Linked DNA regions of Homo sapiens: region 2 is linked to region 1. A link is a loop called in an ENCODE intact Hi-C map of the cell type or tissue named here. Cell type or tissue: B cell. All regions are shown on one strand.

Region 1 (2,500 bases):
TAGAAAGTATTTTGCCAAGGTTGGCCAGGCGTGCTGGCTCATGCCTGTAGTCCCAGCACTTTGGGAGGCTGAGGCAGGTGGATCACCTGAGGTCAGGAGTTTGAGACCAGCCTCAACATGGCGAAACCCTGTCTACTAAAAATACAAAGTTAGCCGGGCGTGGTGGTGCATGCCTGTAATCCCAGCTACTCGGGAGGCTGAGGCAGGAGAATTGCTTGAACCTGGGAGGCAGAGGTTGCGGTGAGCCGAGATCACGCCATTGCACTCCAGCCTGGGCAACAAGAGCAAAACTCTGTCTCAAAAAAAAAAAAAAAAGTTTATAGAAAGTTTATTTTGCCAAGATTGAGGATGTGCACTCATGACACAGCCTCAGGAGGTCCTGATGACATGTGCCCAAGGTGGTCAGAACACAGTTTGGTTTTATACATTTTAAGGGGACATGAGACATCAATCAACATATGTATGATGAACACTGGTTCAGTTTGGAAAGGCGAGACATCTGGAAGCAGGGAGGGGGCTTCCAGGTCATGGGTAGATAAGAGACAAATGGTTGCATTCTTTTGAGTTTTTGATTGGCCTCTTCAAAGTAGGCAATCAGATGTGCATTTATCTCAGTGAGCAGAGGGGTGATTTTGAATAGAATCGGAGGCAGGTTTGCCCTAAGCAGTTCCAGCTTGACTTTTCCCTTTGGCTTAGTGATTTTGGGGGCCCAAGATGTTTTCCTTTCACAGAGCCTATAATCATAATTATAATATTGTCACTGTTAGCTGTAGAGAAACTATCCTCTTCAATGGGAATTAACACTGTAAAGAGTCCTGGTCCTTAAAGGGACCAAAGCAGGCATATCTTGTTAGGCTTCCTTTGTGCCTGAAACCTGTGGTACTCTTATTGGATAATATACTCTAGGAATGAACTAAGCAGGTGAGATAGGCTAGCTTACCTTTTTTCTAGTTATGTCTTATTTCCAAAATTCTGAAGTGTGCAGCAAGGAGGGAGTTGGTATGGAGAGATAAAGCAGAAACAACTTCGGAGGTCCTTTAAGGTGATAGTGTACAGGGCTACTGCACTGGCATCCTGTTTCTTCCTGAAACCAGATCTGTGTGTAAAATCCAGCATTGGTTAGGGACTTTGAGGCAGCACTAGTCTTGGTTGGAAACCCTGGCTGTCCTCTAAACCTACACTGTGGTGGCTTCTGACTAGCCTCAGTGAAGTCACTTTGCAATCAGCACCTGTGTGTCTGTAGCTGCGGGCCCTGAGGCCTTCGTGTATGTAGCACAGGGAGCCAGCAGAGGGAGCTGTCGTCCCAGAACTTTCTTAGAGCTGCTAAGAAATTCTGATTTTGAAAAAGATCTTCCTAGGCTCCATCCGAACCTCCCATGCAATAAGACTCTAACTTGAGATATGCGAGAGTTTGGTGCCAGACCCCTGGTGTGAGCAGATGGGGAGCTTCTGCATAGCTGTTTAAACTTGAAAGCCCTAGGAGCTCTTGATTTCAAGGAAACGCCTGTTTACTGATCCAAATCAAGCAACTCTTGAGAAATGGGAGTGCCTTCCTGACCTCAGTCTTTATTGATCTTGGTATCCGCACCTCCAGTGACGTGTCCTGAAGGGTGGGAGAGAATTCACAAGTGCCTCACACACAGGGAAAGAAGGAAGTCCAACTATTGCTGCAGAAAGTCCCCACTGGGGAGGTGCGGGTAGAGTGTTTGGGTAGCATTAAAACAGTGAGTGCCCTGTGAGAAGCACAGTGCCTGGGTGCAGCACTTTGCATCAGCTCTGATTTTGAAATCAGACACAGAAGGCTTTGAAGCCGGCCAGTAAGGGGTTGTCAGGCAGTTGACTAATGCTCTTGATTTGAATCGGAGGCTGCTGTGAAAAGGGATGCAGCTTCTGCTAGCCACTGTGAACTTCTGAATCTCACTAGGGTTGGGTCTGCTTTGGGGCACTCAGATAACCCCAGTATTTCCAAACCAGCTTTCCCTTTTGCTTCAGGACATATCTTACCCAAGCCTGCACTATGGAGAAGTGGGACGGTAATGAGGGCACCTCAGCTTTTCACATGCCTGAGTGGATGGTGAGTTCACTGGTCGTTTTGTTTCTCCTTCTGTTTCTTGATAATGAGAGGCAACCATTTCTGACGGGTGACAAGGATCACCTCTGAGAAGCTCCTACCAAGATCCGTGGTTGGAAAAACAGTTATTACTCTACGTTCTGATTAGTTCCTAGGTACTAGGTCACCACTGTTTCTTAATTATCCACGAAGCTGGGAAAGGTGTGAGAGTTGCCTGGCCAGGGCTTGTTGCCTGGTCATCTCTGGTGGGCAGGGGCTTTCCTCCGGCTGCTGGTGTGATGTATGGGTTGTGTTTCCTGTGACTGTTTTGCACTTCTGTTTTCAACCTGATGCTTCATTTGTTTCTCTGGGGGTAAAGAAAAAGAACAATGAGGAGAAAAAACAAAAACAGAACTTACAGAAATGGTGCTCTCTGAAGTCTGCAAAGAT
Region 2 (2,500 bases), 460 kb after region 1:
TTGGGATTACAGGCGTGAGCCACTGTGCCCGGCCTATTTTTCTATCTCACATAAAACTAGTTAAGAGATAAGCAGTATGGGGAAAATACAGTGGTTCCAAAAAACCACAGACTATTAGGTATCTATTGCTGCATAATGGATTACACCCAAAACTTAGAACCTTAAAGCAGCAAACCCGCATTCCCATCTATTTCCCAGTTTCCAAGGGTCAGGAGCCCGGGAAGCTGCTCTCAGGCTGCTGCGGCTCAGGATCGCTGATGAGGCCTGCCGCAGCCATTCTCAGCTGCACCGGGTCCGGGCATCCACAGCCGGCTCACGCGCTGGTGGTCGCCAAGCCTCAGCTCTTGCTGGCTGTTGGTTCAGGGCTTCGGTTCCCAGCCAGGTGGGGCTCTCCAAAGGAGAGGGCAGCTCAAAACAACCCGCTGGCTTCCCCCAGAGCAAGTGATAGGAGACAGGAAGAGGGAGCTAGAGAGAGCCCTGAAGGTGGACGTCGCAGTCTTCACTCAATCAATCTCCGCAGGGAACGCCCTGCAGGCCCAGGTATCCTTCCGGTCCCTTCCTCCTGCCCCTGTGCTCCAGATCCCCCAGGCTCCAGCCCTGCAGCCCGAGCCCCACCCACTATCCTCGCCTCCCGCCCTGCCGCTCGGCCCTCCCGCTTCAGGTCTCTGTCTCTCCCTTTCTCCCTTCCCCTCTCTCTGTATCCTTTACTTTGTGCCTCTGATGCCTGACCTGGCCCCAAGCCAGCACCCCACCATCCCACCCTCTTCCCACCCTGCCCCCCGGCCACGTGCCCCCGGGCCAGCCAGAACGCTGACCCCTCCCCCTGAGTCCACTCCCCGCTCCCCGCTCCCCGCACAGCCCGGGCCACGCCCTACCCGGGTGCCCTCCCTTTACCCAGCTCCTTCCCATCCAGCCGGGTCCTGATCCAGCCCCCTGCTCCAGGATGCCCCCTCCTAGCGGTGTGTGAGGCTTTCATGACCCTTCTTCCTCCTTTCCCGACAGATCAGCGGGGGAGGTGGGCTGAGCCGCCCCTCTCGTCGTCACCCCTGCCTTGGCCGCCCAGCCGTGCTGGGAGAGTTTGGTGGCCGTGGCTGGCACTGCGGCAGTGCCCATGTCAGCTCTGGCGCCTCTACCGAACTCCCTGTTTTGGGGGCTCTTTCCCTACCAGGGTCACGTCGATGAGGAATCTACGTCCCTCCCAGCCCGGTTCCCACCTCTCAGGTGGGGCAGATGCCAGAGGCCTCCCGGGTCCACGCCCGCGGGCCACTTGGACCGCCCTGCCCCGGCCAACCCCGCCCCACCCAGACTCCCGCCCGCGAGCGGGTGCCGAAGCACGAAGCACGTACGCCCCCTGGTGGCCGTGGCGGGGACTGCCGCGCGGACTCCGCAGCCCCGCCCCACCCCGCCCGCCCAGCCCAATCCCACCCGCTCCGCCCTGCTCGCCCCTGCCTGCTCACCTACTGGGCTGCGCTGTCCACGCCTGGAGCCCGGGCAGCTTCAGTTCCGCGGAGGACAGGTGTAACCCACAGAGTGATTCCTTTACCGGGGCCTGCTAGGCTCCGGCCCACGAGGCAGGACTGGCGGCGTTCTCACGTCCTGGAAGTCAAGGCCCCAAGGGGACCGAGGCGCTGCCCAGGCTCCCCTGACTGCCAGCTCCGGCCTGGCCACCCAGTCCGCCCCCAGGGACCGGACTGGGTGCGCCGTCCACCCTTCCAGTACCTGGAACATTCTCCGCGGATTGGGAGGTTCTGGGTTCTGCCCTAGATTCCCAAGCAAAGTTGCTCCTTTGCTCTTGTCACTTGCCAGCTTCGTGGTTTTTGTTTTTTGTTTTTGAGACGGAGTCTCGCTTTGTCGCCCAGCCTGGAGTGCTGTGGCGCAATCTCGGCTCACTGCAACCTCTACCTCCCCAGGTTCAGGCGATTCTCCTGACTCAGCCTAGCTGGGATTACAGATGTGTGCAACCATGCCCGCATAATTTTTGTATTTTTAGTAGAGACGAGGTTTCACCATGTTGGCCAGGCTGGTCTCGAACTCCTGACCTCAAGTGATCCACCTGTCTCGGCCTCCCGAAGTGCTGGGATTATAGGCGTGAGCCACCGCGCCAGGCCTGCTTCTCTAAAGATCCCTGCAGCACGGAGAGGCTGCTAGGGCCCGTGCTTCTGAATAGGTAGCCAGCTGTGGCTATTGATTATCACATTTTTCGTGGTATATAATTTTAATTAATTTTTAATTTTAAAACAAGTGTAAATTGTTCTGCAAAACAACTTTGTTTTGTAGGACTATGCGGCACTTTAAATATTGAAAGTGTAGCGTCCAAATTGAGATGTGCTTTGTGAAATACCCCCTGGATTTCAGAGTTAGCACAAAAATAACGAATCGAAACTATCTCATTCCTTTACTGTGAATTACATGCTGAAATTTTTGTTTGTTTTTTGAAACAGAGTCTCACTCTATTGCCCAGGCTGGAGTGCAGTGGCGTCATCTCGGCTCACTGCAATTT

What was found. Hi-C counts contacts between places; a loop is a spot of excess contacts. Peaks named below come from ENCODE experiments on the same cell type or tissue, not always from the same donor. Only the 100,000 strongest peaks of a DNase experiment are listed, where the experiment ranks them.
Region 2: it touches region 1 in a loop (20-fold over the local background); 35 of 110 quality-filtered maps call a loop at or near these places.

What each region holds. Positions count from the first base shown.
Region 1 is chr7:129,366,478-129,368,977 of GRCh38, forward strand. The region is part of intron 1 of AHCYL2 (adenosylhomocysteinase like 2); the gene reads left to right. It overlaps LOC107986847 (a long non-coding RNA gene), which reads right to left. Exons shown (of 3, transcript XR_007060518.1): 3 at 1,547-2,417. Among named protein-coding and RNA genes, the nearest start is that of STRIP2, 67 kb to the right of the region's middle. In B cell, CTCF peaks have their summits at 1,278 (motif pointing right) and 1,478; DNase peaks (open chromatin) are centred at 1,304 and 2,254; H3K4me3 peaks cover 1,236 bases; H3K27ac peaks cover 991 bases.
Region 2 is chr7:129,824,569-129,827,068 of GRCh38, forward strand. No RefSeq gene overlaps it. Among named protein-coding and RNA genes, the nearest start is that of MIR183, 51 kb to the left of the region's middle. RefSeq lists silencers at 639-688, 759-838, 1,139-1,488 and an enhancer at 1,809-1,858. In B cell, CTCF peaks have their summits at 1,340 (motif pointing left) and 1,542; DNase peaks (open chromatin) are centred at 513 and 1,183; H3K4me3 peaks cover 1,635 bases.